3 separate regions of the Homo sapiens genome follow, and all the other regions are linked to region 1. A link is a loop called in an ENCODE intact Hi-C map of the cell type or tissue named here. Cell type or tissue: heart right ventricle. All regions are shown on one strand.

Region 1 (8,000 bases):
CCTGTTAGGAATGAAGCTGTGTATCATAAAGCAAGTTACGAAAATTTTATGTGAGGAGACAAAATCAGAGTCACAAAATCCCTATGGTAAGATTTCTAAATTCTAGGCACATATTCAGTTCCCAATTACCCTTATTTTGTAAACAACTCTAACTAGGGTAGTTATTTGGTTTATAACTATAGGAAATCATGGGAATTGACAAGTGGGATTATGTACTATGGGCAGTGAAAAGCAAACAGAGAGTCTAGACATGTGACTGAATATTCTACTGAGTTAAATACTCAAAGGAGACAACAGTCTGAGATGCCTTTGCCTAGGATCAAATTTGCACTTGAGAAATATCTCTGATCTAGCATAGTAATTTATATTGATGATAATTATCTGTAGTCATCAAAATTGTTAATTATTTTCAGTGCAGTAGCTAAGACATTAGGGACTTGTGCAGTATCTTTGAAGAGGCTTTCTATCCAAAACTACTAAATAAAAGATATGTAAAAGCACGGATCCTGTGTAGCTGTCAAACTCAACTATCCAAAATGATTCATTCTCCAAGTACTTTTTTTTCTTTCTCATCTCGGTCATGTAAAACATCTCACAACATCATGTTGACCCATAGGTGGCAATATTGGTATTGTGCGAGTCAAGTCAAAAAGATGGGGGTGAGTAAGGCAACATAATTTAATAGCGCAATGAAGAAAATGATTGAATCTGAAATCCAACTTTGATGAACATAAAATAACTTTACCAAATCTTCTGGAATTTAGCCCTTACTTACAAAATAACCCCCACTGATTTATAGGCTTGGATTTGAAAAAAAAGTCTAAATTATATGTCCTGAAAAAATGTTATTGTATTTTGAATGTATTTTTGTTTATGTATAGTGGTTTGTTAAACTTTGTATTAAACCAGTTTTTCACAGCTATATTCCTAATATCTTTGTTTACATTTAGGAATATTAGGGTAAAATCCAAATTATACTGTCCAATATCTACAACTAGGAATTGTGTCAGCAACCTTGTGGAGGACTCAGGGACCACTTCTGGATGAATTAAGGCCGTTGGTCCCCAGAACGCTTAGTGAATTTCTGATGTCCATTGAAATAATGATTATATATAATGTCTTATGTGGTGAAAGGACCCTTCAGCCCTTTAGGACAATATGTTTTAATTGTTTTTAAGCTAATTTAATATTTCTTAAAGTTTGTAAACCCATGTGCCTATTTGTTCAACACAATAATCTCACAGCATCTCTTCTACCCCTTCCTAGATTCTGATACTTCACCTTGGGGAGAGGTATAGCTTTCTGTTGAAAACTGTGCTCTTCAAATCATCCCACCATTTTACTTTTCTATAATGTGTATAAATATTTTTCTCATTTTTCATTATAAAATTATAACATTGATTATGCAGGCATTTTCTTTTTTGCCCTCTAGTAACTCTGATATACTCCATCTCTCCAAGTTGATCATCATAGCCCTGAATAAAATCAGTTTAAGATGATAAATATGACAGTGAATAGAAAACAAAGAGAGGTATGTGCATGTGTGTATGTGTGTATGTTTGTGTGTGTGTGTGTGTATGTGAGACACGGAGAGACAGAGAGGGAGGGAGAGAGAAACAGAGACAAAGACAGAGAAAGAGAGACATACAATTGCGTGGCATAAAAGAAACACTGACAAACTTTGAAAAATTTTAAGTGACAAAAATAAACATTATGCAGTTTCTCTCACCTTCTAGACCTGAGATATCTAATACAACAACAAGTATCCACATGTGGCTATTTAAATTTTAGTAAAGTTAAAAATCTATTTCCTCAATCACATGAGCCACATCTCTAGTGCTGAATATGCACAGGTGGCAACTTTATTGGATGGTGTGGATATAGAACATTTCATTATCACAGAAAGCCCTATTGAACGGTGCTGCTCTATACTTTAAGTTCCTTGGGTTATGATCCTTTTAATTTTCTATTTCCCTACCTAAAACTTTGTATGTTAGAGGCATTCAGAAAATACTTGCTGAGTAAAAATAAAAGGGGATTTCTATTAAAAAGTCTAGAAAAAATTGTGAAAAGCTTCAGGGACTAATTTGATTATTTGGTTTCTTATTATAGAGAATATGAAATATTACATATGCAATATATGTAAATACAGATGTATAATATCGGTATTCATTGGTACTTCTAGTCTTATCTCCGGCTTCCCTTTCTCATTCCTTATAAGGCCACCATGGAAAAGCCTTTTGTCCAAAGTTCTATGCTGCAAAGGGACAAATTAGTCCCAACAATGGCTTTCCAAGCACACTCCAAAGATTGACCTGGCATTCGTTCCATGTTGTTCTCTTTAATTAATATTAATTAATTCACTCCTTTCTGGGTTTTCAATTTGCCTAGATAAGGCATTATAAATTAGAAAATGTAACACATTCAGTTTATAATTTAAAGGGCTCTCAGCTGATAGTTAATTAGCTTGATTCAGGAAGGATAAACCAAAAGAATGAATTTTTAATGCTAATTTAAAGGACATTAGTTGCTATGGGCAGAATGATTAAAATGCCAGTTTGAAGCAGGAAAATTAGAATGCAGCAGCAGTGGCAATCATAGATTATCAGTGGTTTTTGTATATATGCCAGGATTATAAGACATTCTGTCACCTGCCTATAGAAAAGCTTGACAAGTTCTGGAGGGTTATTTTGGTCTAAGACACATGATGGGTAAATCTTAATTGTCTTATCTTTTAACATGTGTTCATCCAAGTCTCCTCAGGGATGCAATAAAGTAGAGTTATATTTTAGAATGAGATGTATTTACCTGGCTTGATGCATTCATCACAAGTAGCAGAGGGTTGACACTAGCCTATCCTTCCAACCTTGTTTAACAACCACTTACTGAGTACCAAGCACTGTCCTAAGCATTTTACAAATACTAACTCAGGTAATTCTCATAACAAATCTATGAGTTTCATACCATGATCATCCCCATTTTTTTTTTCAGAAAGAAAACGGAAGCACAGAACGTTTAATTAATATGCTCAAGGTCACACAGGTTGTAGGTGGCAGGTCCTAGATTTGAACCCAAGCAATCTGGCTTCAGTGACTATACTGTTAACTAGATAAGAAATCCAACTCAGCAGATTATTATCAGCTAAAGACAGCCTCTCAGTTAACTTTAAATGCACTGTTATCAACATCCAAAGATTATCCTCAAAGATGTCATCCTTTCTGAGGAACTCCAGAACACAGACATAGTGAAATGTAAGGAGTTGAGGCTCACTTACTCTATATTTAAAGATCCTTAATGGATCAGAAGATTCTTGGGGATCAGCAAGGTGTCTCTAATGTTGCCAAACGATTAGCAAAAAAGCAAAGACATAAAGTTTCAAACAAAATTAATCTTTTAAATTCAATCACTCAAACATTTTTAAAAACATTTACAATAAACCAGGCACTAGTCTGGGTGCTGGATAGATGTGGATGAAAAAGACACCACCCCTGCTCACAAGGAGCTAAGAGTTTAGTGGGGTGGGGTGGGGGTGGGGGTGGGGCGGGGGAAATGTAGACAAAGGTAATTTTGTTATGGTATAGAAAGCTCAAGAATGGATATTATATCAAGTACTAAAAGAGGAAAGAGTAGGGATAGCTAACCCTTCTCCTGTAGTGAAGAATAATGTTCAGGGAAGGTTTTAAGGGAGGTGAGATTTGAACTGAGATGTAAGAATGAAGACTGAGAAGATTGCAGCATCCCCCAGCCTTGGCATTTTTGACAATTTGGACTGGATAATTTTTTGTTTGGAGGACTGGCCTGTACGTTGGAAGACGTTCGATGGAAGTCCTGGCCTCTACCCACTAGATGCCAGCAGTGTCTTTCCTCAGGTTATGACAATCAAAAAAGTCTTGAGGTATTGTCAGATGTCCCCTGGGAGACAAAATTGTCCAAAGTTGAGAACTACTGAGCTGGGAGAAAAGGTGGTGGGAGGTGGCTGGGACTAGTAGAAAGGGAAAGATGCCTGTCAGGGAGAGGACACACTGGGGATGAAGGCCTGGAGGTAAAAGAACTGGGTATGTATAAAGCTGTTGGGGCATAAGTGTGAGGTGCAATGTGGCCATGAATGGTTTCGATGATGATAGAGGAGGAAAAACTCACTGGTGACCTGGAGAGAACTCGTAGCAAGCACACACAGGCAGGAGATGGACTAAAGGTTACTCTGAATCATAAATTCAGCCAGGCTGCCTTATGGACTTATAAGGAACCAAAGCCAGCATCCACACCAGTTAGGTGGGGCACAAACAGACTGAGTGACTCATTCTGAGCAAAGGAGCTGCACTCTCCCCAAAGGCAGGTTGGAGGCTAGCTAAGTTCAGACAGTGGTTTTTTTTTTTTTTTTTTTTTTAAGGGAGACAGACATGGTCTAACATGAGGAGAGAGGATTGTGTTCACCCTAATCTTTTTGCTATGTAAAGCGTGAGACTGTGTGATAGGATATCTTCAGATCTGACAGCATAAGTGAATTCAGCAAGGCCCCACTGAGAACTAAAATCTTTGGTGAATGAGCTGCCCTATTTAAGTAGATTTTCCAAGATGATGAAAATCCTTAGTGCTTCAGTCCGCTCCCTTTAAACTTTAATCTTATTTTACTTTATATTGCTTTCTTAGCATAAATGAAACCTAATTGGACTTTTCCTTGATAATTTAATAGTAGTTACTATGATCATTAGGGTGGTGTCTCTGAAGGGTGATCTAATTTATTTTGCATCCTCGGGCAAATCAAATGGACCAACTATTGCAATTGTGTTTTGTAATTTTTTTGGTCTCATTTTTATAGCTAGATATCAGCTGTAGATTTTCACAACATTCTCATTTTGTTGTCTTCTGCCATAATTCAAAAACGTTGTTGGTAATCTTTTTCTTTTTTCCTGAGAAACATAATAACCAAGTTTGCTAGATTTAGGTCTAAAAACAGCTAATCTAAGCTCCAATAATGCCATAAACACTTATCTGATGTTTAATGTATGCCAGACAGTGTTCAAAATTGTAACACTCTCCTTAATACCAAAAGTACTTAAGTCTTAGTGCATCAGGTTTTACAACTATGTCAGTAGTCTTTTCCTTTTACTCTGAAGTTCTTTTATGTGTTCTGAGAAGTTAAGTGGCTAGAATTTTGATATTCAACTAAATGGGATTTTATATACTCATGATATAACACTTTTAGAAATTGCTAAACTCAGGAAGCAGGTGATACTTTTAGCAATCTGGAACTGTTCAACAGAGTAACAAGAAGCAAGGTGAGATTTTGTAAAAGAAAAACACATTAGGCTGAAGACTTTTGCACACATTCCATTCGGGACTCCCATCTTTTTGACCTCTTTAAAGCAGGAAGCTACTTAGGCTCCCTTATCAAACGACTGAAGCATGCACATTCACAAACATGGCTTCTTAGTTCAGGGAGGTCAAGAGATTCAGCAATTTGAAGAAAAAGGCAAATGCTCCAGGATGGATGTGTTCAAAAGACCTGGAAAGAAATTCTTGGAGGGTTGCCCTTTCTTCCTATGACACATCACAACTTCTGGTAGAAAATCAAGAAAGGAAACTGGGCAACCATGATGATTAGTCATAAGGAAGGAGACAACAGGCATTATGAAGCCAACAGCTGCAGAACAATGGGAACCATGAGAGGCTATTTTTGTTTGGTTTCAACAATTAATTGAACCTGACAGTGTACTCTGCCTTCTCTCAATCTTCTCTTACTAAAAGTGGAAAGTTTCCATGCTAAAAAAAAATAGTTATCTTTTTCCTGCTTAAGAATGATTAAAATGCCATTCTGCTCTTTCATCTTCATGTGTTTATCTCAAAATGTACTTATTACAAATATAAAAATATTCAAACCTATAAAATGACAAGTATCTGTTATTGTGTTTCCACTGCTAGTGCTTTGCTGCTATTTAAAAGGCTGCCATTTGGAATCCTAAATTTGAGATTGTAATATGTTAGGGACCTCCCTTGGCAGTAAATATGGAAAAGAATAGCCAAAGGCCTTTAGTAGCAGATGGCTTATGTGGCGGTCTTTATATTTTTTGTGTTGTTTTGTTTTGTTTTAATTCCAGTTGGTGTCATCACAAAAATAAAAATTCACCTAGGAATGATTTGGTTACCTCCTAATTTTTTTCTAGTATTTTCCAAACTGCTCCAAAGTGAAAGCAGATGGAAATTTTACACTATCAAATCAGAAAATAAAATTGTGAAACTTTTGAAAAAGCTGTTGCCAACTTATTGGGTCTTGGAGAAGCTGGTTATGGGTTTGGCAGTATCTTCCCAAACAACAGTGGTTCTTTGGAGCTTGTGGTTCTGAACAGTGAGTGGTTCTTCTGACTTAAGGGGATTTAGTACATTTTCTTAAGCATAGACACTCCTTTGAGCTGAAAGTTTCAAATATCCAAGACAGCCTTCAAATAAATGGATGCAGGTACCCTAGAAAGGTAACAGATGATTTTCATAGACATCTACTACTCATTAATGCCATGAGAAATATGGGCAAATTCAGGTGCATTCTCTTAAAGGGACTGTCGCAGAATTACAGAAAGGTAGCGATAAATGGAAAGGTTTTACATCCTTGGGCAGGAGTCATGAAATGCCAGTGGGAGAAAGACATGAACAAGCAAGAGTGAGTGTGAATACAGAATAGTTACATGGGATGAGGAAGATGTTTGGGAAAAATAATAGTGAACAGGAGGTGGAGATATGCAGGAAAAAGCCCCCATAAACTGTTTCTATGTCTTGTGCCTTCATCAGTGCTTCTCTACCTCTTAGCTTCTCTAACATCTCTGAGATTTAAATAAATTTTCTGGTCCCTTCTCCCAACCCACCAGTGTAAGCACAAAGACCATGGCATTCCTAATGGACACCTGCTGCTTTAGACCTCACTATTTATTCTATCTTTTCCTGCTAAATTTTCTTCCATTTGGGGTGCTATATTTTACCTATTGCATACAATCTGGTGTTATAGCATGTGATCCATACAGTTTATTGGAATTTTACTTTTGAGAACACCATCAAAAATACTTGCAAGGGTTAAGGCTCAATCCCCTCAAAGGTGGCATCCTGAAAAGACTGTTTATCAGTTCCTTCTATGCAGACTCCCCAGAGCTGAGTTTTGTCCTTCCGTAGCCTAGTCCTTTACTTGAGCTATTCCAATGCATTCCCTTTCTACTTGCAAATTTCTTTTGCTATGATGACTGGAAGATTGGTCTATTTTCTTGGACAACGATTTATACAGCCAAAGTGCAATTTTACTTGAAATGTTCTGACCTCAGACTGATGTACATAGTGTCCATTATCAGTGGTCTCTGTATAAAAGAATGTGTGTGTGTGTGTGTGTGTGTGTGTGTGTGTGTGTGGGAGAGAGAGAGAGAGAAGAGAGACAGAGAGTGCATAAGGGAAAATGACACCAATTAGTCTTGGAATATCAAGGCTTAACTTTGATTAAATAAATGATAGACACTTCTGAGATGTAAATGTCCCCATTTTATTGCTTGCTCTGTTGTGATCAGCACTCTTTTACAGGTAGTCTTGCATAAAATTCTTCGTGCAAAATCAATAGGGTTCAACTGGGGAGACCAATGGGCAATTGCTTAAGATTTATGTCATTTGCCACTTTTGAATGATGCCTTTTAATTTGTAGCTATTCCAGGCAAAGTACTGGTGAGCTTACGCCACTTATCAACTTTTTTCTCTCTTTTATTTGTGTTTTTGATAATAGTTATACATTTTCAAACTAGCCAGTAATTTGAAACACATTACTTTTTTTTCATTTTATCACTTATTTTTATTATTATACTTTAAGTTTTAGGGTACATGTGCACAACGTGCAGGTTAGTTACATATGTATATATGTGCCACGTTGGTGTGCTGCACCCTTTAACTGGTTGTTTAACATTAGGTATATCTCCTAATGCTATCCCTCCCCCCTCCCCCCACCCCACAACAGGCCCCTGTGTGTGATGTTCCCC
Region 2 (8,000 bases), 150 kb after region 1:
CCCAAGAGACAACACAGTTAATCCCTTGAATTCTAGATACTCATCCCTAAGTCCAATGTGTAGCAACCACCCTAGCTTCTTCATGGTGATTGGGCTTGATTACTCCCACTAGTATAGTAACTCCTGTCTTTGCCTTAAAAAAGGCCAGATGGTGGCTGCAACCTCTAATTTGGTGTAACTTATTTTGCATTGGCAAAAGTTTTCTTTCAAGTAAGGTGGCTCGGTAGATAATTGTGCATTCCAGAAGTTAGTATCCCAACCCCACAGGAGTTGTATAAAATAATTTCTATAAGAATGTATTACTGCCCTTTTAAAAGTGAAAAGACACAAAATTGATCTGTTACCAAATGGCTAACTGGACTCCCTGAGGAGTGCAACCACAGTGCTCAATCTTGGTCTCTGCTGCCAGCAGGTTGAGCATTCAGCAGGAGTAAGGTTAGCTCAGCCTTGGTAAGGGAAGGCCCATCTTGTCAGGTTCATGCACAAGTTATAATCCTGTCTCACATTGTTTCAAGTGTGACACATAAGTTATGCATGTGTGGACACTGAGTAGTTTCCACAACATCTCCTGCCTCCGACAGGAACCCCTGGGCATAAAGTGAGAAACACATGATATATATTTAAAATCAATGTGAGAAAGAAGTTGCCAATTGAGTCCCAGATTTACAGTCATGATGGAACAGTTTGTGCTGGTGCTACGACACTTTCTGGCCTACATGCAGAACAAGTATATAGATCATAGTGACATACAAACTCAATCTGCTCTGTCCTGATTTTCTGGTGCCTTAAGCAGCTATTTAGTGTGCTTACTGGGCAAGTCAGCCTTGAAAACATAATAAAAGGCAGACTATGTGATATACTAAAGTTAGGACAAACATTCAACCAGTATGTCTTGGTGTGGCTTACTGACTGGTGGGTTTAGTGGGTCATACTTCTATTTGATAAAATTTTAGAAAGCACAAATGAGAGTAAAGAAAGATTTCCAGACTGGCATGGCTGAAAGAAAGGCAGAAAGGCAAGAAATAGAATGACTTCCATTAGAATTACTAATCAACTCATTGTCTTAAAATAAATGAATAAGTTAGAAGCAGGATCTTGAGGTTTTTGTTGGATGAAAAACCAATAAAGGTTGCTGCGACTTAATAGACAAAATAGGGTTATAGAGGGTTTTTAAGAGGAGTAACGGCACAACCAGACTGTTGCTATATGAAACACAAGTTAATAATAGTGTTTAGGAAATCAAATTTAAGGTTAGGAAACTCAATGACTTTAGCCTTACTTGAAGCATAATGAGGCTTGGATTTCCCTAACATCAATGTGAATGAGTAAAAATGAGGACTGAAGTAAGATATTACTAGGCTTAGTAATAGTCATTGATGGGTGAAGGCAAGGAGGAAAGACATGACGATGATTTGAGAGGTCAATCCTAAATTATCTTCATGAGTGGAACCATCTTTTAATTTTGATCCCATTGAATCTGAGGTATTTGAATGTCAGAGTAACGATACATTTGGTAGGTGTGTGTGTGTATATATATGTATTTATGTATGTGAATACATACGCATGTATGCATATAGCTGATGTGAACACAAAGATACCCAGATCAGACTTCAAGGAAGGGCTTGCTGTTTAGCTGCAGAACATGTGGTCAGAAGCCAGCGTCCTGCTATCTTGCCCATCAGATCTGCCTTAGATTCAGATAAATCCTTTGCTTGAGGTCACATCTCTACCAGAGCAGCCTGCCCCCAGTGACTGAGCATGGCAGGGGTATAAAGTTCTAGCCATCATGACCTGTTGCACAACATCTAGTAAGCAACACTTGCTACAGAGCTCCCTGCCACTTCCACTTCTTCCTTTGCCCAGTTGTACTTCTTCCCCATCCTTTCTGCAGCTGTTCGTCCCTAGTAAACACAATGCACTTAAACTGTGTCTCAGCATTTGCTTCTGGAAACCCAATCTGTGATGGTAACAATGTATCATTTTGGATTCTTGTAGATGCAAACTATGAAATAGCCCACTAAATGTGTCTTAAAAATTTATTATCTCATAAAAAGTTCTGAAGCAGGAAAGTAGCAGAGTTAACTAATGAGTAATTCAGTGATATCATAACAACTTTGAATTCTGTTCATCTCTCCATTTTCTCTTCCTGAAGATTGTCTTTTTTTCTTATACTTGTTTCCTCATAATCAAAAGATGATTGTCACAAATTCAGGGGGCATACCCTAACAACCAAGTCCAAAGGCAAAATGATAGTTTCTTTTCCACATAATTTTTTTTTCTTTAATTAGAAAAAGAAAAATTTCCAGGTCCCAGTGGCTTGGGTCGGGATACCTTCTTATCACTGATAAGGACACAGCAAAGATAAATTTGGAGAACAAGGAGGTTTTTGAGTAAGTAACCATCATTGTCTGCCACAGAAAAGGTTCTAAATTTGATTTCACAGATGAAGTATGGAAGAAATATCCCACTTCATTTTTCCCTCTAAATCAACTTGCATTACATTATAAGACTCGTACTTCTTTGCATAGAAGGAAATTCAATCACAGTCTATAATCTAGGTTTCCCTGGTGCAAATGTTCTGTGATATTATTTGATCCCAAAGCATTAATGAAAACCCAGCAATTCACCAGCCAACACTTGTTTTCACTGAATCATTCCTTGTTGCAATGCACGCAGTACCTTCAAGTCTGATGTTTTCACTGCTTCTGTATTATTGGTCAAGCATGTGAGTTGATGCTGAGGCTGGGAACCTTGGTGGCATGGATACTACCTCCTTAGGTGCACCATTCCTCCAAACCATCCTGTTCAAAGTCTTGCCATTGCCCTGCTCTGTTTCCAAGCAATGTCCTGGCCCCTGATAAATGTAAAATCTGCCAATCTCTGACCACTCTTCATCTAGGGGAAATCCTTCCTGTAGGTCAGTCTCCTTTTAATTTTTTTTTTTCTCTCCTCCTCTCTTTAAACAAGGAGCACACTCTTTTCATCAAGTTACAGTGTAGGCTTTCTGCTCTGTACAAATCCATAAGATAAGGAAGTTCTTAGAGCTTGATTACTGCTCAGAATCAGGAGAATGGGAAATGCAGAGATCAAAACACAAAAGAACAAAATGTATCTTGACCCCCATCCCCAGGGTTTCCAAAATCAGCAAATTAAAACACAAGAAGCCTAGTTAAATTTAAATGGCAGATAAGCAATGAACCTGTTTTAGTATTTCTTGCAGGATAAATTATTGGGCATCATGCATTTTATTGGTAACTTTAGACATCCTCCCCTACCTCCTTCAAAGTATGTAATATTGGTTTGAAGCTTGGAAGAGAAGTTGCTACTGAAAATATAGATTTCAGAGACTTGTAGATTTCGGCTGAAGCTATGTAAGGGATGAAAACTCTAAGCGACCTTAGGATGTCCGGAGAGAAAGACAGACTCTTAAATTATCCTTAGTGTCTGGAATAGTGCTTAACATATAGGAGATCGCAATAAAAAAGAACAAAATGAAAAAAAATCAAACAAGAAATAACTAAGTTGAAGTGAGAGAAAGCCACTCAAAAATAAGCCAATTTCTTTTTAAAATTTTGTTTTTCTCCTGAAGTAATGTATTTTTTTCCTACCATTTTCATTATTTTTTTAGTAGATTATGTCACACAGACATAATTACTGTGGCACTTTTTATGAATTCTCAAGTGAAGACAGATCCATGTTTATATTATACTCTCATGGTTATTCAAATTGACCACATATGTGACCTGGACATTATATTGGTAAACGATTCTCCACTGATGAATAATTAGAAGAATTAATTCGAGAAATCAATGTCTAGTTCGAGATACTCTCAGATAATTCTTGATGTAATAAAGCCTTAAACCTCAAAACAACTTTAAAATCTACACAATAGAGGTGTTGTTCATCATATTTATGGGTATCTTAACTTTGTCACACTTTCATACGGTGCAGATTCAGAGCTTAGGTAGAGTCACAGCTGTTGTCTAGAAATCAACATTAAGTACCCTAACATACCAGATTCTAGAAAGTATGATTCTAATTGTGTTGATCTAAAATTCTCTTCAATATAACTGATTTTTCCCCATGGAATAATCAAGAATAGAATTAACCTGCTATATAGAGAATGGGGAAGGACAGCTTCAAGCAGTCATGACTAGAATCCCAACCGTGGAGATAGAGCCCAGGCGGCCAGGACATAATGTCGCAGAGTGGCAGACCTCACAGTCACTGCTGCAAGTCACCAAAGAAATGTCACGTCCCATGTAGCACTCGGAAATGCCCAGCCTTTGCTCAACCTCCCTGCACACATGTGGCTCCCTCCACAGTACTATATTCAAATGCAGGGCTTATACTGTTCAGTTACCTTAAAATCACCTTAACTTGTAACATTTCCAGAAAATAAGAATGCCTATGTCTAAGTTGCCAGCAGAAATAATTTTGAATTGAATCAGAAGGAAGTTTCCTTGGATCAGAAAGATTGTGCAGCAACTTCAGCAGTGATTATTATTCCATCTGTTGATGTGATTATGGAAATTCTGGCTGAGACTGTAAGTCTTGTGCACTCTGCTGTCCCTCTACTCTCCAAAGGATGGAGGGCTGCCAGCTATGCAAAGTGCTGGAAACGGATGAAAGCAAACTGCTGACCTTGAAGTACTGTTCAGGAGCTCTTAACTCTTTCAGATACAGGTAGTGTGAACGTGTTTATGCATATTTACTCAGCTTTGCAAAGCAGATTGTTGGGTTTTTTTAATTTTTTTAAGCTGGCCTCTGAACTCCATTGCATGGTACCCAAAGAAGCTTATGAAGCTCAGAGGGGATAAAATGAAAAGCAGTGGTAAGTTTAATTGAAAAAACAGGATATTCCATGCACTTGGCAACTTGAGCAACTGAGGAAAATGTGAGAGGACCAATGTTGCAGTTACACAGTTGAAACCAAAAGGATTTCTTATTAAGAGAAGCAACAATATAAAAGAATTAGTCCTCTTAGCTCTTACAATGTATATTTTATTTTTGGCAGTAAAGGTGGCTAGGAGTTGCAAGAAATGCTACTATTTACAATAGAAACAATTTGGCTTTTAATCATTGATTCCTTTTTAACAGAAGGGACTAAGACTGAAACTATCACTTTATGACATCAAATTTATCAAGGAGAGTAAAAAAATGCAATGACATGTGGATGCTGCTAACTCCTGAGAACTTTTGGTACCACATGGATTCCGTGTGGGTTTCTGAAATGCTCCTATCTGATTTGGCTCCCTTAGATACGCTCTTCCACCACCTGCATGTTTTGAAGAAGTAAGATATTTTCTCTCAGAAAATAACAGGATGAGCAATTTTGTATGCCTCTTTAAGATACTGGCCATGAGCTTCTATGTCATTTTTGTGATTCAGCTTCTCCAGTGAGCCATGAGACTCAACTTGATATTGTTAAAAAGGAAAAGGAATCCTCTGTGCATCTGATGTTGTTGTAATATCTTCAAATGTAAAGTGACTCATTTCAGCCTTTGAGATGATCCTGAGTAGAATCATTCATGTTATTCTCTACTGAAGCTATTTATTACCTAGAAGTTTTCCTTTACAGTTCTCACTTAAGATTCTCTCCACCTCCTCAGAAGAGCAAGCCTGAGGATAGAGACGTGTCCAGTTGAAAGTGAATGGTGGACACCAGTGTGCATTGTCAAAGTCCATTGGGATCAGCTTTCAGATAACACACAACCATCGCTGAAGGTCTTCAGTGCACTACGCATTCTCTATTCAAAATAAGAAGAAGGAAAGTTTTTTCTCTTTTAACCAAGTCATTTCTTTGTACCATGGAAATTTTAATCCTAGTCAAGGTTTGAGAAATTAGAATGGTCTCACTAATCCAGGGCCTAAATAAAGTCACAGTGGAGTCACAAAGAGTTAGTCTGGAAGCAAGTAAGCCTGGTTTTTTAACCCCAAATTTTGAATATGAATAAATTCATATCATTAACACTAATATTTTTTAATGCCAGATGTGTTTTTTCCATTACATCGAATGTCATTGTGACTTGGAAATATGGACATTACTGTTGAAACTTTAATGAATTTAGGAAAATGCTGTTGGTTAATTTCTGGTAAACCATTTTTTAAAATGGTTTTTTTCCTTCCTAAATATTTGCTCCCAAATTGATGTCCCCAGTGCACTGAGTACACCAAACCTCTCTGGATGGCCAGTTTCCTCAGAATTTCCTCTTCCCTTTTTTGTTATAAGTCATCATTGTCCCAGAGCTGCAAGCATGGTCTGCGTTCTCCTGGGAATCTTCAGATCTGTTTTTTTGTTTGTTTGTTTGTTTGTTTTTAAATATCCATAGGGACTAAAGCAGGGCTGGTTTTATAAGTAGCACAATTAGCATTGTTTGAAAGTCTTTTTAACATTTTAATGACTATTTCTTGAGGCCCTACCTGCCTTGCCCTGCTATTCTAATTACTCTGGAAAATGGCCATACAAAAAGAAACAAACATCCCTAGTGGAAGAAAGCAGATTAAAAAAAATTAGAACAAATAAAATATGTAGTTTGTAAGAGATAACGACTACTATAGTAGAAGATAAAGAACGGTAGGGGCCAGGGAATCCTGGGAGTGAGGGAAGAAACTAGTTTTAAATAGGGTGGTCATGAAATGTTTTACTTTTTAAAGTAAAATTTTAAACCAAAGACGCATAAATAGATGAGGAAGAAAACTTTTCAGATATCTAAGGGAAGAGTATTTCAGGCAGAAGGGTTAGCAAATTCAAATGTCCTGAGGCTGAAGCATGTTCAGCAGGTGTGAAGTACAAGGAGGCCAATGTTGTTGCAATGAAGTGAGCAAGAAGCAGTTAGGTGCAGTGGGGTCAGGGAAGACATCATACAAGTAGAGAAGGCCTGATGAAGTAGGGTTTTTCAGGTTACTGTAAAGAATTTGGATTTCATTCTAAGAGACATGGGTAGTCATCGATAGAGTTTAGCTTAAATTCCAACAGTATCACTCCACTTGCCTGGTTGAAAATAGACTACAGAGGGGTAAGTGTGGGATGAAGGTAGAACAATTTATAAGCTACAACCATAGCAAAACTCGCAGGACAATGACTGACACTTGGACCAGGGTGGTGGCAGTGCTGCTGGAATTTGTGACTTACTTAGATATAAAATAGGAGACAAAGAGCAGAGTCAACGATGACTCCAAGTTTCTGGTCATTTATTGAGATGGAGAAGAATGTCAGTTGTTAAACTCCTTGATATTTGCTCTTTAGCCTTGATCTTGTCCTTTGATCTGTTGCAGTCCATTCAGAGAAATAATCCTTTATTTCAATCCCTCTCTCCATTTCATAACCATTTGGATTTTTGAAAAACCTAAATCTTCTGATATTATAAAGTCCCTGGTATTGTAAAGTCTTATAACTCAGAACGTGGACAACCCAATAGTTTCATATTTTATCAACGTGATTATTTTACAACATTTGACAAGTAGAATAAAACGATGTGTGTTGCGTTCCTGTGGTAATTTAAATATCTTAATGTCTTAAAGGGACAATCATCAGATTCTGCCCTCAGAATTTTGCTTTGTCCCCGGCAGAAGGCATTTTGGGTGCTTGACTCACTTATGTGGATGATTTTAACTACACCATTGTTTCCATCTTGGACACTTGTTTATTTTAGGCCTCATGACAGATGAGCTCACCCAGACCTTAAAATGCAGACTTTAAGGTTGCATCAGACTATAACTTGATGCTAACTTTGTTTATTCCCCTCTTCAGTTACTGAAGTTACACCCTAACCTCTGGAAAACAACTGGAGACAATGTTTATTTGATAACAAATTAGAAGCTGGCGTCCCAGTTCTCTCTGAGTGTGACTATGTGTATGCAATTTAATGATACTGCAACTGCGTATTATGGTGTATCAACTCGCTTTCCTTTATTCTTTGAGATTTGTTTTATGTTTGGGAGAAGCAAAGGAAAGTGGTAAATGTCTTCTAAAGTGGGAAATTTCAAACCCTGAGATA
Region 3 (8,000 bases), 650 kb after region 1:
AATGGTATTCCAAAAATACGTCTCATCTTCCCATGTTCCCACTCAAAAACTTCAGTGGCTCTTCACTCTCTCCACCGCCCTGGTCAGGGCTGGGAGGATGGTTTTCACATGCCATGAAGGGATTTTTTTTTTCTTTCTTTTCTTTTTTTTTTTTTTTTTTTCAAAAACTAGATGCCTCTCATTGGAACTTTTTACTAGATGGCTGCCTGTGCCTGCTCTTCTCCCCTCCCCACAAAACACACTCACATGCACTCAAGAAAAGAGGATAATAATCACTGGTCAGAGTGTATCACATCCCCAGGCGCTGGCCTAGGAAAAAAAAAAGTTTAAGAACTACTGGACTATAAAAGAATGTCCAAATTCCTTGTCAGGTACTTGAACTCATATCCAATCTATTTATCTTCTTTATATTTGTTTCCACCAAGCCTGACTGAAAACCTTTTACTACTAGAAACAGGATAAAATCAGTTAGGGAACTCGGTCCCCACTATTGCCAAGTTTACAGCATAATGGGAGAGAAAAACACAACATATTCAGAACATGAAGGTAGAAAGCCAAGGTGCCAAAGGCAGCGAGGGAATGCAGGCTCATGGTTCCAGAGCAAAAAGGAGAGCTCTGGCCTCCTCAGTCATCCTGGATTAAGAAGAAGAGTTTCTCTGCTTGGGTGTCATATAATAACTTCCTCTCTATGAAAATGTTGTACAAGCAACTGTTTATTCTCTTATTCCTAGTCTCACCTCATGCCAAACAAGGGTGTGGGCAAAACAGCAGGCTCAGGATCCAAGACAACATAACAATTTTCTGACAGATCCTGAAAACAAGTAAGATATATTCTGGTAGATTTTGCTAACCACCCAAAGTGTCTAAAGTGGGAAAGAAAACAAAATAAAACAAAAAAAAAGGAGAGACTGTGGGTATGTGTCATTCATTCATATTTTGTAAGTTGCCCTACTGTTTGTTTTGTCAGCTATTTTTAATAATAATAAGCAAAACAGAAAAACAGAGTCACAAATAGAAGATGCATATTTAGGGTCTCTAGCTAAGCAACAGGAGATGACAAAGTAAGAAACAAGGTCAGATTCTCCTGAAACCCAGAAAGGGTTGACTCATACAAGGGCCTCATTGTGTACCTCTCTGACTTCCACCAGAGGGAGCGTGTTCTGTGCGAGCGAGCACGTCTGCGTTTGCTAATTATCCTCACAGGACAGCGGGGACTGGAAGGTGGAAAGAACACAGGCAAAGCTGGCTTTGATCCTGGTTTCATCACTTTCTTGCAACATAAACCTCAGTTTCCTCAGTCAACTTTCTTTCCTCTGTGAAAATTAAAAGATAAAACTTTCCTTGCAGATAATTTGGTGAAAATTAAGAGATGATAAGCGTGAAGAGACTGGCTCACAGTGGACACTCAATAACTTGCAGCTACTATTAATATTACTTTTGTTAACCCTAAGCCAAGGCCACCACTCTTTAACCCATAACCATATGCCCCAGTGAAAAAGCACAGTGAGACCACCAGTGTTAGCAAATCTTCCCAACAACTCAAGAAACCATCAAAACTCATGAGCTGTAGGAGGGTAGGCAAATACTAACTTCTTTAAGTTTTTTCCTCATACACATCAGGATAATAACATCAAACTTCTAAGGATTCAAGAGAAATTATTTTAGATTTCAGTTCGGGTTAGAACCTGGCACATAAGAAGGCTCAATAAATGGTAAATGTTGTTATTACCATTCCTCTTTTTCAAATTTTAAAAGTGAGAATAGATTGACATTGTTCTTTTCAAGAGGCTGAATTTTCAGACATCTTCTCTACCAAATGATGTCACCCCCTGTCTCCCATGAGCACAGATGAAATTAAGACCCCACCTTTGAATGTTCCTTTTCAGATCTTCTTTTTCCTTTCCTTACTTTGTTTTCCTTTGAAAGTGGCCATTGATGTTTTTAAAAAGGGTTCTACTAGTTTATCCGTTGTATCTATTTTAAGGCACTGTTGGGTGGGGAGATGGTAACGTGAGCACAAATAAATTACATCATTATCATTTTCTCCTACGTTGACCATGGTTAAGGTTTTAGTCATGCGCAAGTGACTTAAAATTACATAATATGTATTTTGGCAATCCATCCTTGCTGTAGTTCAGCTCCCTGAATTTCAGAAGAAATGGGCCACTTAATAAGCCTCATCCAAGGGACTTCAGAGTCATTTCACCTTCATAAATCCTTGGAATTTCTACATGATAAAACTAGATTATGCAGAAGGTGTAATACATGAGGATGAGGCATATTTCCAGCAAATACGTAAGCACTGGGAGACTAATAATAGCCAAACACCTTACTCTACTAACAATTAGGAGGAATATAAGAAGAGGGTGCTTTGGTGTTTGAAGCGTCTAAGCCTTGGTTTCTTATTTTACACTTTCGTTTGGAGGGCAGATTGTTTTGAGTCAACATAAAGTGACTTCAGCTGAAGGGAGACTGGGATGTTCACAGTGGGCCTATAAACATTTTTAAAAACATCATTCAACGTTGATTCTGCCTTCACGGAGAGCCTACACTACACCAGGCACTGGGTTGGGCACTGTGACAGGGCTGATTCAAATAAACCCTTATGATATTTCCCTGTTGCTAAACTTCCAGAGTATTGACTGGCAATTTTTGGCCAACCTTCAAGCCTGATACATTCTTCTTTATTTGTCAATCTACCCTTTTGGTAATGTGGTAAAGAATCAAGTGTTTCTCTTCAGCAGCAATTCATCAGATAATTGCTCACTTTATTTAGTTGATGTGGACACAGCCAATCTATGTCATTCTGGTCAAAATAATACATTTGCCCTAACATTAGTGTTTTTTGTTTGTTTGTTTGTTTTTACTCTGAATTAAGCACATGAGGCCCTCAACAGAACCTGCATTAGACATAGCACCTGGTGGACAAAATATCCCTAATAAGCATTTGCTTGATTACATTCAGGCTTTAATTTTATTATCTAGAAAAGTGCTATTTCACCTTTATAGGTTTGGATTTGGTTATGTACTTTAAAAGCTTCAGGTAAAACAATGAGTAGATTCCTTTGTGAGAGCCCTCACAGTAAAACCAGAAGGCTGAAGGATACTGAGAGCATAGCCTGGATTGCGGATCCTAATTGACCAGTGCTGTGGTCTTACCTGGGTCATTTATCAGCTGTAAACAGTAGGCAAATTGTTTAATCTGAATGTCTCCTTCCTAATATTAGCATTTAGAACAATAATTCCAACTGGATGAGGTTATTTTTGAGATTTAATAATATAATAAATGTAAAGCCCATGGCATATATCAGACTTTTAATACATGTTTATTTCCTTTTTTCCCTCTCTCCTAGCAAAAATTTAACTTTGTCTTGAAGCTTGCCAAATAAGAAGGCCCCCAAAGTTGCTTGCTCTTGCAAGGATTACAGACTCTCATATTCACTCAAGTACTTAAGAAGTGTCAGGCACATTCCAAACTCCAAAGGAAATTAAATGCTGTTCCCCTGCCACCCACTCTGTCCCCCAGGGACCCCAAGCACATTAAAATAACATTAAGGCAATGATTTAAGCTGAAAATTGGGCTGCCAGGGAAAGCACCAGGCCCCAGTTCTCAGAAGCTTAGCTATACCTATGGGCACAACAGGGTGGCTCCCCTGGCTGGCTGACGTCAGAGCTTAAAGTTGTTTTTACCCCTGGCATTTGTGGGAAGGAAAGGGAGGGGTGAGGAGCGCGGGTGCCTCTTGTTCATTAAAAAAGCCTTCTGGGGACCCCTAGTGGCCACCAGCTATCATAGGTTTCTCTGCCAAAAGAAATCATGAGGCCTCAGGAAAACTACCTGGGGCTTCAATTGTATTTGTCTTCGTTCTCTCCTCAGTGATCCAAGTTTTTTCTCGGAAGTTAGTGGTTAAAAGGTAACCACTTTGTAACAGGCCTGTACAGCTCTCAAGTTTAGAAATTGGAGTTACGGGTGGCATAGACATCAAAATGATGGCATCAAATTGAAGGAGAGCTCTGAAATCCTCTTTTAATCCTCACCAGGAAAGCAGAAGGCAGAGCAAGCAGGCTGAAGACTGACAGAGAAGCATTTGCATGTCCTCCATGAGCCCTGATTTTCATGGGAACAGCTGTCTCAGTGACTGCATACAAGGTCCCACTTCTTAGATCTGTTCCCGGAGACGCAAGAGAAGAAGTAGAATAATAAGTCAAGGCTGTCCTGCTCATAAACAAATGTCAGACTCTTGTAGCTGGTGTGTTTCTGCTTCCTGAGTCTTTATTTCCCAAACCCCAGTGAACATAAGCAATAAAGCTATATCATGCTGGGGAATAAATAATAAATGATTCAGCCTCGACTCCAGGCATGTGTGGAGAATAGATATGGACCCAGCAAGGATTTATATACACAAAGCACCACGACACTCCTGGTGAGAAACTTTTCCTTTCGGGGAGAAACTGAGAAAACACAAGTTTGTTTCAAAGTGGAACAGGGGGTGATTTTGGAAACAACATAGTGTTAGTCATTCAGATTAATCTTCAATTCAGCCCTCCAAGCCTCAGTTCTTTCCTCGCAATGATGAGGCCCAAAGCTAACTCCTCTTTCGGCAATTAAAGAAGAGAGTGCAACACCACACTTAACATCCACTAACAGATGAGGTACCAGAAGCTTCAGCGTAGCCTAGAGACAGCACACTAGGCATAGCTATTAAGGACCCACCTTCAGAAATTTGCAATCTTGTGTTGTTAAATTAAATAAGCAGGAGACCATTGGCCTGGGACTGTCTCATATTTTGAGGTCCTACATAACAAACCACAACCTAATCTAGTACATAAACAAGCCAAAACCTAACTTAGGAGTATATTTTCTTCTTGCGAGTAGCCAAGTTTCAACCAATCACAAACAGCTGACCATCAAGCCAATCACAGGGAGCCAACTGATCAGATCATGCTCAAATAAGGCAGATGCCTCAACACGCCGTGGCCCAAAAAGGCAAATGCCTAGCCGAAGCCAATCAGATGATTTTTTTTCTATTTTTCTTCTGTGTTCATCCTATAAAAGCTTACTGCTTACACTGCTGGGTGGAGCTCTTAAAACCTCTTCCGGTTCTGAGTATTGCTCAATTCACGAGTTGTTCTTTGATCAAATAAAGTCTGTTAAACGAATTTGTCTAAAATTCTTCTATAACAATATCTCTGGCTTTCTTGCTGACTGTCCTGCCTTAGTGGTCACTGGAGGTAGAGCTATCACTTGCGGCATTAGCTGCGACAGGAAACATCACCCCAGGCAGCCAGAACAGAAAAGGAAAATGGCAGACAGCACAGGTTTTCAAGGACTAGCTTGTCATTCATGAGTCCTTTGAGCATGCTTTTTGTAGTGGATTCAATGGTTACACCCCAGAAAGATATGTCTATGTCCAATCCCCTGGAACCCATGAACATGATCTTATTTGGAAAAAGGGATTTTGCTGATGTCATTAAATTAAAGGTCTCGAGATGAGATCATTCTGGATTATCCAGGTAAGCCCTAAACTCAATGACAAGTATCCGTATAAAAGACACAGGGATCAGACTGACCAACATGGAGAAACCCCACCTCTACTAAAAATACAAAATTAGCCTGGCGTAGTGGCGCATGCCTGTAATCCCAGCTACTCGGGAGGCTGAGGCAGGAGAATCGCTTGAATCTGGGAGGTGGAGGTTGCGGTGAGCCAAGATCACGCCACTGCCCTCCAGCCTGGGCAACAAGAGAAAAAAAAAAAGAAAGGTACAGGGGTGAGATATAGAGAGACAGATATGAAAGTCATATAGAGACTGAGGCAAGTAATGGAATTACACAGCCACAAACCAAGGAATGCCTGGAACCACCAGAAGCTGGAAGAGGCAGGGAAGGATTTTTCTCTAATAGTCTGTGGAGGGGACATTGGCCTGCCAACACCTCAGCTTGACTTCTGGCCTCCAGAACCATAAGAGAATAAATTTCCATTTTTTTTCCATCACCCAGTTTATCATAAGTTTTAAGGCAGCCCTAGAAAATTAATACATTTTCAAAAAAATTGACTGAACACATTCTCCATGCCAAACACTATGCCAGACACCAGTGATACAGCAGTAAACCAAACAAAGGCCCCTGCACTCATGGAGCTTATTTTACAAAGAGAAAAGAGATTATACACTGGCAAATAGACAAACAAACAAAAATTTTTTTGAGAGTGAAAAGTCCTGCAAATAAACATGTCAAACATGGCCCTGTGGTAAAGATCATATACCTAGAAAACTGTACAAAATCCTCCAAAAGACACCTAAATTTGATAAATGAATTCAGCAAAGTCTCAGGTTACAAAATCAATGTACAGAAATCAGTTGCACTGCTATACCCCAGCAAAGACCAAGGTGAAAATAAAATTAAGAACTCAATCTCTTTTACAATAGCTGCAAAAAAAAACTAGGAATATACTTAACCAAGGAGGTGAAAGACCTCCTAATACAAGGAGAACTACAAAACACTGCTGAAGGAAATCATGAACGATACAAATAAATGGAAACACATGTTCACAGAATGGAAGAACCACTATCATGAAAATGACCATACTGCCCAAAGCAATATACAGATTCAATGCAGTTTCTATCAAAATATCAGCATCATCTCTCACAGAATTAAAAAAAAAATTCTAAAATTCATATACAACCAAAAAAGAGTCCTAATGTCCAAAGCAATTCTAAACAAAAAGAACAAATTTGAAGTCATCACATTACCTGACTTCAAGCTATACTACAAAGCTATAGTTACCAAACAGCATGTATTGGTATAAAAGTAGATACACAGAACAATGGAACAGAATAGTGAACCCAGAAAGAAAGACAAATACTTGCAACCAACCGATCTTTGACAAAGCATACAAAAACATAAATTGAAGAAAGGACACCCTATGTAATAAATGGTGCTGGGAAAACTGAATAGCCACATGTAGAAGAATGAATGAAACTGGATCCCTCTCTCTCACCGTATAAAAAATCAACTCAAGATAGATCAAAGACTTAAATCTAAGACCTGAAACCATAAAAATTCTAGAAGAAAACCTAGGAAAAACTTTCTTCTGGATACTGACATAGGCAAAGATCTTACGACTAAGACCCCAAAAGCAAATGCAACAACAACAAAAATAAAAGGGACCTAATTAAACTAAAAATCTTCTGCACAGCAAAACACATAATCATCAGAATAAACAGACAGCTCACAGAATGGGAGAAAATATTTGCAAACTTTGCATCAGACAAAGGATTAATATCCAGAATCTACAAGAAACTCAAACAAATCAGCAACAGTAAAACTAATAATCCCATCAAAAAGTAGGCAAATGACATGAATAGATATTTCTTAAAAGAAGACATATAGATGGCCAACAAACATGAAAAACTGTCCAATATCACGAATCATCAGGGAAACACAAATTAAAACCACAATGAAATACCACCTTACCCCTGCCAGAATGGCCACTATTAAAAAGTCAAAAAACAATAGATGCTGGTGTGAATGTGGTGATGTGGTGAAAAGGGAGCACGTTTACACTGCTGGTAGGAATGTAAATTAGTACAACCTCTATAGAAAACAGAATGGAGATTTCTTAAAGAACTAAAAGTAGATCTACCATTTAATCAAGAAATCCCACTACTGGGTATCTACTCAAAAGAAAAGAAATCATTATATCAAAAAAACCCTTTGCCAGGTGCAGTGGCTCACGCCTGTAATCCCAGCACTTTGGGAAGCCAAGATGGGCGGATCACGAGGTCAGGAGATCGAGACCATTCTGGCTAACACGGTGAAACCCCATCTCTACTAAAAATACAAAAATAAATTAGCCGGGCTTAGTGGCGGGCGCCTGTAGTCCCAGCTACTCGGGAGGCTGAGGCAGGAGAATGGCGTGAACCTGGGAGGCGGAGCTTGCAGTGAGCCGAGATCAGGTCACTGCACTCCAGCCTGGGCGACAGAGCGAGACTCTGTATCAAAA

The links. Peaks named below come from ENCODE experiments on the same cell type or tissue, not always from the same donor. Only the 100,000 strongest peaks of a DNase experiment are listed, where the experiment ranks them.
Region 2: a loop joins it to region 1, with 5 times the contacts of the local background. A loop is called at or near these places in 9 of 110 quality-filtered maps.
Region 3: it touches region 1 in a loop (5-fold over the local background); 31 of 110 quality-filtered maps call a loop at or near these places.

Annotation. Positions count from the first base shown.
Region 1 is chr4:100,734,834-100,742,833 of GRCh38, reverse strand. No RefSeq gene overlaps it. Among named protein-coding and RNA genes, the nearest start is that of LINC01217, 53 kb to the left of the region's middle. RefSeq lists an enhancer at 4,035-4,114. In heart right ventricle, CTCF peaks have their summits at 620 and 3,844 (motif pointing right); no DNase peak of the experiment used is centred here; H3K27ac peaks cover 3,073 bases.
Region 2 is chr4:100,587,956-100,595,955 of GRCh38, reverse strand. No RefSeq gene overlaps it. Among named protein-coding and RNA genes, the nearest start is that of EMCN, 74 kb to the right of the region's middle. In heart right ventricle, no CTCF peak of the experiment used is centred here; a DNase peak (open chromatin) is centred at 4,605.
Region 3 is chr4:100,089,352-100,097,351 of GRCh38, reverse strand. No RefSeq gene overlaps it. Among named protein-coding and RNA genes, the nearest start is that of DDIT4L-AS1, 97 kb to the left of the region's middle. In heart right ventricle, CTCF peaks have their summits at 1,147 (motif pointing right), 3,567 and 3,775 (motif pointing left); DNase peaks (open chromatin) are centred at 1,181 and 3,691; H3K27ac peaks cover 1,807 bases.